2 separate regions of the Homo sapiens genome follow, and region 1 is linked to region 2. The links are chromatin loops, found by intact Hi-C in ENCODE. Cell type or tissue: PC-3. All regions are shown on one strand. Links, peaks and the distances in the headings refer to the core of each region. The heading gives the core; the rest is flanking DNA. Region 1 overlaps GRHL1 (grainyhead like transcription factor 1). Region 2 overlaps TAF1B (TATA-box binding protein associated factor, RNA polymerase I subunit B).

Region 1 (5,387 bases), core at 138-5,137, 78 kb before region 2:
GGGCGTCACCATGTTGGCCAGGCTGGTCTCAAACTCCTGACCTCAGGTGATCCATCTGCCTCGGCCTCCCAAAGTGCTGGGATTACAGGCATGAGCCACCATGCCCGGCTGGTTTCCTTTTTAAAGACCTGATTTTCAAACTAAAATAGAGTAAGTTCATAAGACCAAGTGAGATGTCACAGGTGCTCATCGAGGCAGCATCATCTCAGTGCTTGGGAAAATGAAAGAGCCTAGCTAGGAAAAACCACTAATAGCCTTCAATGGTTCTCTGCAGTGTGAAGGCAGGAATCCAAATTCTCAAGGCCTTCCAAAATCCAGCTCCAAATGTCCATTCTCGTTCACATCTCCTTTACAGGCACTTCCAAACTCTGGGGATCTTCATTTTCTCTGCCCCTGAATTTTAAAATACCCTTTCCTCCATCGTCTACTGACATACATTTCCCTTATGGATAAAGATCCAGCACCAACGGATACACCCTTTCTCATCACCATCCCCTCATCTGCCCAAAGGGAATCCCTCACACTCTCAGCTGTGTCCACTGCACTCTATGTACAGCTCCCTTTTACCACTTACCAAGTTGGACTAAGTAGCTTTTTCCTTCCCTCAAACTCCCTGTGAGGACAGATGATATGGTTTGGCTGTGTCCCCACCCAAATCTCATCTTGAATTGTAGCTCCCATAACTCCCACGTGTTGAGGGAGGGACCCTGTGGGAGATAACTGAATCATGGGGGCGATTTCCCCCATACTGTTCTCGTGGTAGTGAATAAGTCCCATGAGATCTGATGGTTTTATAAGGGGTTTCCCCTTTTGCTTGGCTCTCATTCTCTCTCGCCGGCCGCCATGGAGGACGTGGCTTTCGCCTTCCGCCATGATTTTGAGGCCTCCCCAGCCACATGGAACTGTGAGTCCATTAAATCTCTTTTTATTTATAAATTACCCAGTCTCGGGTATGTCTTTATCAGCAGCATGAAAATGGACTAATACACCAGACTATGAGATTCTTTAGGGAAATGGCCACTTCTCTATACTCTCATTGCCTCGGTCAAGGTCATCACCTGGATCAAGGACACGGAGGGCGGAGTGAGAACCTTAACATTCACCTCTGTTTAACTCCTGTCCCTGTAACACTGCAGTTAGTAAGTTCCCTAGGTCCCTTGAAGGCAGGGATGTTGTTCATTTTAAAAATTTATTCCAGCTGGATGTGGTGGCTCATGCCTGTTAATCCCAGCACTTTGGGAGGCCGAGGCGGGCGGATCACTTGAGGCCAGGAATTTGAGACCAGCCTGGCCAACATGGTGAAACCCTGTCTCTAACAAAAATATAAAAACTTAGCTGAGTGAGGTGGCGCATGCCTGTAATCCCAGTTAGTCGGGAGGCTGAGGCACGAGAATTGCTTGATCCCCGGAGGCGGAGGTTGCAGTGAGCTGAGATCATGCCACTGCACTCCAGCCTGAGTGACAGAGCAAGACTTCGTCTGAAAAAAAAAATTTCTTCCAGTGTTTATTATTATCTGTTATTAAATGGTACTGAATTAAATACTAGTAATGAGAGACAGAAAAACGATGGGCATACAAAATCTACATACTGTCTCCAAATCTTATTTCAACAAGTTTCAAATCCTCATAAAACTTATAAATACATAACAGTGCCCCCACCAAATAAACACAAACAATAAAAAGAGCTAATATAAAGTTACAGAAATTAAACATTTTCTTCCAACCTCTAGTAGAGGACCCCCTAAACAATAAAATGGCTACAAATCAGGCAATGAAATGAAAAAGAGACAGATTGCTTAATATTAGGCAATTGCCAAATATTAGTGTCACTTCAGAATCTTAATAATGTATTCCTAAACATTTGCAGTAGCTTACCACAGTCTATGTGAAAAAGACAACATTCCTTAGCATTCAAGCTATTTATGTGACTCCAATCCACCTTTCCAGCCATACTTTGTACCCCACCTGTAACAGTATTTCCCAAATGTGAATACTACACACATCCTCTTTAAAAGGCAAAAGTTGCTTCACCCCTAAAAATATACCCAGATCTGAGTCTGAGAAATGCCACTCTATTCAAATGACTGCAAAACGTCTGATCACCCAGCACCCCAAGACCTCATGTGGCCTTTATCTGGCCTCAACCCCAAACCTAAGCGCACACCCTGGCACTGACGTCTCCTGGCAGCATTTGACTCTGGTGGCATGCAGGATACGCTTCTGACTAAAAAGTCTCATCACTGACTTGAAAACACATTACACAGCCTCAAAGAACCTCCAACCCCAAGACCCTTGGGGTCACAACATTACACAGCCTCAACGAACCTCCAACCCCAAGACCCTTGGTCCACAGACCCCATGGATTGGAGACAAGCTCCTTGCGAGGGCACCCCAGGGCCTTCCTCTGCAGTCCCCACCACTCCTGGCTCAGAAGACATCAAAGGTCACAGCTCATTCTGGGTTCTGCATGCCAGCCTGGTTCCCACTATCCTTTAGGAACCCCCACCACCACCCCCGCCGAGGGTCACTTGAGAAGTGTGACGAATCTTCCTATTCCAAGTGAGGTTCCCTTCCTTCGTGTCACCTGCAACCCTACGCTTACTAGAGTGCAATCCTCCCACTGAGTTCTGAGTTTTGGGTCATGGATTACTCATCTTTCCATTCCAAGAGCATCTTGGCAGTGCCTGGCCAATAAGAAATACACGTTTCCTGGACGAATGACTCACTTTCCTGAACTCCAGCCAAATAAAACTACATGCTGCTGTGGTATTTGTGCTACTTTTATACCATTCTTTGACCCTCAAAAACACCTATGAAATTGGTACTATTTTGGACCCATTTTACAGATGAGGAAACCAAGACTTAGAGGTTAGGTAACTTGTCCAAATCCACAAGTTATTTGTGTTTATTATTTTTTGTTTTTTTGTTTTTTGAGACAGAGTTTTTTTTCTTGTTGCCCAGGCTGGAATGCAATGGTGCAATCTCGGCTCACTGCAACCTCCAACTCCTGGGTTCAAGCGATTTTCCTGCCTCAGTCTCCCAAGTAGCTGAGATTACAGGCACGCATCACCACACTCAGATAATTTTTTTTTTTTTTTGTATTTACTAGAGACGGAGTTTCACCACGTTGGTCAGGCTGGTCTCGAACTCCTGATCTCAGGTGATACACCCGTCTCGGCCTCCCAAAGCGCTGGGATTACCGGCAAGAGCCACCGCGCCCGGCCTGTGTTTATATCTTTCTTTTAAGCTGACTTGAACTCCTAGGTCATCTGGGTAGAATCCAAAATGCCAAGCAGTATTTTACACATACTGAACAGTAAATATTTGCTGAATACTTAAGTTGACTATTTATATCCCCTGAATCATTTCAGAAAAGATTATGGTATTTAGAGACTGCCTGAGATACACTGAGATATACAAGGTAAGTGCCAGGGTAGAGATAAACCCACCTCACAGGCTATGACCTGGTTTTCTATTGTGTGTATTCACTTTTAGTTTTCAATTGCTATCTCCAGTGACTATCTTTCTGTTACAGAAGCTGCAGGTACCTAACAATTTTTATTTGACAAATACAGGTTTATCCCTTCAATGGTGCATTTACAGATGTGGTAATGTCTGTGACTTCAGACTCCTCTGTGACTTAGGGCTGCAGAAGACAAGTCTGCAGCTGTTGCTTCTGTACTACACAGGCCTTAGAAGGTGAAAGCACCTCCTCGGACTAAGCTGTTCCAGCTGCCCCTTTTCCACTTACATTCACAACAGCGACTCTATGAGGGGAAAGATAAGGAAAAAGAAATACGACCCAATCAAACATCTTTTGCAAAAATATTCTGCAGCTCCAGCAAAGACTTTGGGGATTCCCTCAGCTGAAAGTCCACTTCCCTGGAAATCTTAAGAGCATGTTTTTACCCTCACTTACAATATGGACCAGAATACACAGTGTAATCTCCTCTGAGGTCAGGCTTTATGCTTCAGTCATTTTCTTATTCCTCTGCAGTGCTTACATAGAGAAGTGCAACGAACAATTCGCTCAATGAATGAATGTATAGTTCGGGAAGCTGACTCCCTGCAACATGACTTCCTAAGCCAGTTCTTCCACAGGGTAGCAACAGAGTGATCACCTTGCATAGAATTTCCTGGATGTTAGAAAACAGTCAAATTGGTCAATAATGAGACAGAGAAAATAAAAACTTTGAGGAAGTGTTTTGCTTTTGTGAATCAGAGGGTGATCCACAGCAGGCTTCTGGAAGCACCAGCCCGTAGAGCTGAGTGCCTGCTGGCCCACATCAGTATCGCCTGCTGTCATGTGTGTATTATCACGCCCAACTCAAAAGCTTCAAGTGAGTTCCAACTGCCTGGTAAATATATCAAGAAAATATCTGCTAGAAGGAAGAAAAGAAAAAAGTAATGTAGGTGGATTTAACTGTGGAAGATGCTTCAGAAAGTTGGTCACCGAAAAAAGTTTTACATTCCCAAAATGCACTTATCCTCACTGCCTACCCTAAAAACATTCACCTTTCACGAGAATATCACAAAGCACGTAGTCTCTGGCTTTCAATATCTTTGAACTCAAGAGACAGTGTCAAGCTGTGATTGAGCCTCAGGCTTTGAAGATATAGATGGCAAAAGACACACAGTTAAACAGGTGACAAAGCCAAGGCCAGGACCCAAGTCTCCTGACTCCAACCTCAAGGCTCTTTTCTCAAAACCACACTGCCACAGTGACGGATAGAGAGCCAGAGAAGCACCTTGTGGAAAAATTGTTTGGTGAAGTAGATGAACTTAGAGAAAAGGGCGAACCCCAAACGGTTCTGAGCAGGTTGTTTTTTGGTCATGAGGCATGAAATTAAAGGTCTCTACATTTCGAACCAAATAGCTAGGCTGTTCCAAACTTCCTGTTTGACTTCACATAAGTCATGAGTCCAGCTGGTGATGTGGCTCCATGAGACAGTAGCAGCGGTCGTGGACACAGGCCCAGTTGCCTCTGGGAGTCTTTATCATTTTAACCCATCTTAGTATTTATTTAAATTCAACTTAGTCAAATTCCGACATATCATTTCAGAAAGTAACCTATCTACTAAATTGAATGTAGAAACCCTAGGGAAATTTCTAATTTAATTCTCTAAATCAGTCAAAAAGATTGCTCTAAGACAGTTCATAGAAATCTAACAATCAAAATTAAAATGTGAGGTCCATAATGTAGTTTATTCTAACTCCGAATCCAACAGCACTAAAGAGAATGAAATCACCATTTTCTAAGACATTTATATACAGTTATAGAATTCAACTGAAGTCAGTAGAGTGGGAAATAGTTTAAACTAACAAATCAAAGTTGAATTAGCCAGGAACATTTTACTAAGTAATGATACAGCAGACACTTAATCATCA
Region 2 (5,387 bases), core at 70-5,069:
TGCCTGCCTTGGCCTCCCAAAGTGTTGGGATTGCAGGCATGAGCCACTGCATGCAGCCCAGGGTAAGATTACAAAATGAAAATCTGGTATGTCATTCCCCTACTAAAATCCCTCTAATAGTTTACACTGCTCTTAGGCTAAGCTCCTGCCTGTCTGAGAGCTTTTGTACAAACTGGATTAGGAATATAGTTTCATCTCCTGAATTTTGACCTAACATTATGTTTTGTGAGAATTTTCTAATGCCACGAGATAGCCTGTGAGAACATTATTTTGAGTGACTGGAAAACATTCTTCTTTATGAATCCATCATTTCCTTATTACTGGATATTTATGTTAGATACACATATCATGCATCATATTAAGCAGCTAAGAAAACGTGCTTTGATAGGCTGTTTTATGATTTAGGAAAATATTCATAGTACAATGCTCAATTTTTAAAATGCAGGAGACAAATTTGTATACATGCTTCAATCCTAATTTTGCAAATATGTTTATGCACATTAAACAAGACAATCAAAAATAGCAAATGTTAATGGCATTCATGAGAAATCAGACTGTGATTTTCATCTCCTTCTTTGTACTTCTCATTATTTTCTACATTCCTTCTAATTCTGAATACATTACTTTTGTAATAAGAAAAAAACATTCAAAAATATATTGTGGTTGTCTAAAAAATTAAATATAGACTTACTATATGATCCACTAATTGCACTTCTGGAACTGAAAGCAGGGATGCGAACAAATATTTGTATACCAATGTTCCTACTGGCACTGCTCACAATAGCCAAAAGGTAGAAACGACCCAAATGTACACCAATGAATGGATGAACAAAATGTGGTATGTATGTATGTAAATGTATATATATTTTATATAAGACAAAGCTGGATATTAGCAAGTAGTATATATAGATTTTGAATGTTTTATATATATCATAGAATATTATCCAGCCTGAAAAGGAATGAAATTCTGACACGAACTACAATATAGGTGATCCTTAAAGATATTATGCTAAGTGAAGTAAGCCAGACGCCAGACACAAAAAGTCAAATGTTGTATGATTCCACACGTATGAGATACCTAAAGAAGTCAAATTCCTAGAGACAGAAAGTAGAATGGTGTTTACCAGAGGCTGGAACAAGTGGGGAATGGGAAGTTGGTGTTTAATGGGTATGAGTTTCAACGTGGGAAGATGAAAAAATTCTAGAGATGGATGGTGGTGATGGATGCACAAAAATATAAATACACTTAATACCACTGAGCTGCACACTTACAAATGGCTAAAATGGTAACTTTTATGTATATTTTGCCACCAAAAAAAGTATAAAATGGAACCTAAGTTCTCAGACAAGGTGGCAGGAGAAAAAAAAAAAGAAAAAAGGAATGTAAGTAATGTCTGTCTAAAGGAAAAAAAAAACACATGTTAAAGAGGTCATAATTAGAAGTGTAATAAAGCTGGAAATTTAAAAAATTCAGCATATATGAAATCTACAGACATTCAAAATCTATACCACTTGCTAATATCTACTTTTATCTTACACGAAACCTCTTATAAATACACTTTTGGGGGAAATACGGAGTTATTAAACTATAATTATTAAAAATGTAACACCAAGATATGTGTCTACATTTCCCAGAATAAGAAGCCTGCCAGAATCTTCTCCATTAGATACACTGTACTCTGTCAATGACTTACAGAGAGAGGAAGGATACTTCTATCTTTTCAGCCTTGATTTTCACTGTTTTCATATATGTTAAACTCACAGACCAGTTTCTCAATAGATATAGTTCCCAAACAGTTTTAAACAGAATCCTGTTTAAAACAACACATACTTAATAAGGTATAACAGCATTTTGTTTTATACTGACCCTTTGGTTATCTGCTAATTCTACCTCAAATCTTCTGTGGAACAAGGTGGAATAACAAAAGACAGACATAGAGATAAGGCTTATATAATGCACTGCTCAAAGCGTAATCTCCATCAGAATCACTTGCAAGATGCTTACGAAAAACATCTTCTTAGAGCCCACACTATACTTAACTGAATCAATTTCTGACACTGGGTCTAAGAATCTGCAGTTTAAACAAGCTCTCCAGGATATTCTTATGCATACTAAAGCCTGAGAGCCTCTAGAGATTAATGAAATTGCTATGGATCCCCAGAAAACAGAATATGCCGGTTGTAGGAAACAAAAAATAAAATGCAGAGGCTACTTTTCTTGTAGACAGGAGGAAGTGCTCAGATAGTTTTACTCTCCAAGTTTGGAAAGAGAAGCACACATACACATTCCAGTGAGGCTGAGATGATGGTAGCTGGGGGCGGGGTGGGGGGTTGGGGGAAGTGGGCCAGGAACACAAGAAAACACCAGCTGGCTTCTCTCCCTCATGCTGTCTGGGAGGGAAGAGTAGAAATGAGGGAACCTGATCATTATGTTCACTTCAACTTCCCTCAAGTAGATTTGAAACCTGTCAGGTTATTATTCTAATAAAGATTGTACAAAAAATCCCAAGCATTACATGTGGCCTACAGAGTAAGAAGGTGAACAAATCTAGAGTCAGGTTTGAAGATTCTGGGCAGATCAAAACAATCCAATAAGGCCCTCATTTGAAGGTGCTTAAGAAGTGACTGACAGCTCTGGACGAGTCTTTTTCTTCCTTCAACCAAAAGAAACCCAGTTTCACAAAGGGTGTAAGATTGCTCCAAGCAAAATGAATCATCCTGGCTAAGTGCCACGCAGTGGGTTTGGCTGACCCAGTATTACATCTTTTCTTTTTACTCATTCAGGGAGAAGATCAGAATGCTGTTGATCAACATTCAAAATATTGGAGATGTACTTCAGAACAAATTTCCAGTTTCCTCTTTATCCCTTCTTGCTGCGTCTAGTGAGGGATGATGAAATGACTAATTCTTGAGAGGACTGAGAAACACTGCCAAGGACTGTGGTAGAATAGTATCTATGTTACATATTATCTATTTTTAAACTGATCTGTAGGTTTAAAATATATCAAGAAAATCAAGGCTGAAAAGATAGAAGTAGCCCTATTTTAAGTCACTGACAGAATAAATTGTATCTAATACAGACAAGTATATCTAGACCCAATACTTTGGTTCAATCAGTGATCTGATTATTTGGTATGCTGTGAAGAGATGGTGCCCCTGAAAGGTACTAGATTTTCAGTTTATTCTACCAGGTAAACTGAAAGATTTTTGCTAGAAGTAAATAGGGCTTCAAGTCAGCACCATACTCCAGAAAGTTGAGTCACAAATGAAGCAGCAGAAGAGGCAGAGGCAGAAAAAGGAGAAGAGGGTTATCTCCAAATTAATTTAAGTAAATGAAATGAACTGGCTATCTACTTGGGCTCAGGAATCACAACTCAGAAAAAGGAGATGGCTGGAAAGACTAAAATTTAATTTGCACACCTATCTCCTCTCCTGAGCTCTGCTCTGCTCTTAAGTCAGGATAATGGCAGGAAGACTCAGACTCTCATGGCCTGCTTAGAAAAAGAAAAACCACATCAACACTCTCTGTATTCCATGTCCCTCTGCTTTAAGTGAGTTTTGCCAGATTTGTTGTTATTAAGACAGAGGGGCCACTGAAATACTAACAGAACAACTTAATGGAAAGAAAGCTCAGCTGGGATAAAGGTTTGAAAAGGGTTTTTAAAGCTTTTTTTTTTTTTTTTTTTTTTGGTTTTTAGATGTGCTCTCAACTTTCTGGAATAACAAAAATAAAACAAAACCAAACACAGAAGGAAAACAGTCCCCAGCAGCCCACACACAAAACTCCACTGGCATATCTTCATCGCCATCTCCTAGCACAATTGCACCTTTTGTCATTTCTGGTGGAGGTACAGCTGCTGAAGAAGCCAAGACTTAGCGGAGAAAGCTAAGGCATGGAAGGGGGGAAGAAAATGCTTCCTTTGTTAATGAAAAGCCGTTTCCATTTAAAAGTTTCAACATACTATAGAATAGTGAATGCACTTTTGTGAGCAATAGCAAAAAGCACACAATGAAGAAAAGCTGCCTGTCAATTAAATCAACAGTCATCTGAAGGCAACACAAACCTCCTCTTCTTGAAAAAAGAGGGAAGGAAGGGAGGGAAGCAGGGAGGGAGTGTGGACATTTACTACACTTGGCTGAGGATGTGTCTAAAAGGAATAATAAATGTGACATACAGGGCTTCTCGAGTGATACAGGTCCATTTCATTACAATAGTAAGAAATCACAAGTTTAACATGTTTTTTAAAAGACCACAAAGCTACAATAAATTGTTCCAGCATGCATTAAAAACGGAGTGCTTGGGAAAGCATTTTATTGAATTTCACAAATATTACAGCGAGTTTACTTTCCTTCGTGAAGCAATACTTTAAGACAGGTAAGGACAGGCTAGAGTTTCTGTTACACAACAGCAGGCTCCTGTGATAAACCTGATTACAATACCCTGTCAGAGGCAAACTTCCTGCTCAGCTATTTAAAAAAAAAAAAAAAAAAAAAAAGAGTGCAGTGCCTCACCCTTACTTATTCTTATTGTTGTTTTGAGGCAGATTCAACTGAGAAAAAGCTAATGCAAAGTGCACCTGTTAAACCAAACTGTTATCAAGACTCTCCATAACAAAGGAGAATTAACAAGGAATAAAACTATCAGAAGTAATGACAAAGCACTGTAATTATTTATGGAAAAAGAATAAAATGAATTCCACATGTATCATGATGCATAAATAGTTCACCTTGCATTTTTAATCTGCTAGACTTTTCTTAATGACAGTAAACCTACCATGTAGTAGAAAAAATACTTTTTTTTTTTCTTTTGAGACAGGGTCTCACTCTGTCGCCCAGGCTGTAGTGCAGTGGCACAATCACAGCTCACTGCGGCTTCCACTTTCTGGGCTCAGGTGATCCTCCCACCTCAGCCTCCTGAGTAGCTGGGACCACAGGCAGGTGCCGCCACGCCCGGCTAATTTTTGTGTTTTTTTGTAGAGCCAGAGTTTCACCATGTTGCCCAGGCTGGTCTCAAACTCTGGGGCTTAAGGGATACTCCCGCCTCAGCTTCCCAAAGTGCTGGGATTACAGGCGTAAGCCACCATGCCTAACCACAAAAAATTTTTTTTGTGTTCAAAATCTAGTCTTCTGGGAGTTTGTGGTGAACACATTGCTTTATGTGAAATATAGTCTTGGCCCTGAGGATGAGGCCTTTTTAGAAACGCGTTGTCAACTTGTACAGACAAACACAAACCTTATGAACAAATACAAAATTATGAACTGCTGACCAATGAGGATTTGCCAACTGAACAGGAGATAATAATTTGTTTTGGCCCCAGGATCAGAGCTGGTAAAAACCTATTGGAGTCCTCCTTAATATGTGCCTGTTCTCCAAACGCTCTGCTGAT

What was found. Hi-C counts contacts between places; a loop is a spot of excess contacts. Peaks named below come from ENCODE experiments on the same cell type or tissue, not always from the same donor. Only the 100,000 strongest peaks of a DNase experiment are listed, where the experiment ranks them.
Region 1: it touches region 2 in a loop (2.4-fold over the local background); 2 of 110 quality-filtered maps call a loop at or near these places.

What each region holds. Positions count from the first base shown.
Region 1 is chr2:9,973,432-9,978,818 of GRCh38, reverse strand. The region is part of intron 8 of GRHL1 (grainyhead like transcription factor 1); the gene reads right to left. Among named protein-coding and RNA genes, the nearest start is that of GRHL1, 24 kb to the right of the region's middle. In PC-3, for the core only: no CTCF peak of the experiment used is centred there; DNase peaks (open chromatin) are centred at 2,688 and 3,298; H3K4me3 peaks cover 267 bases; H3K27ac peaks cover 2,462 bases.
Region 2 is chr2:9,894,923-9,900,309 of GRCh38, reverse strand. The region is part of intron 8 of TAF1B (TATA-box binding protein associated factor, RNA polymerase I subunit B); the gene reads right to left. Among named protein-coding and RNA genes, the nearest start is that of GRHL1, 54 kb to the left of the region's middle. In PC-3, for the core only: no CTCF peak of the experiment used is centred there; a DNase peak (open chromatin) is centred at 2,739; H3K27ac peaks cover 1,082 bases.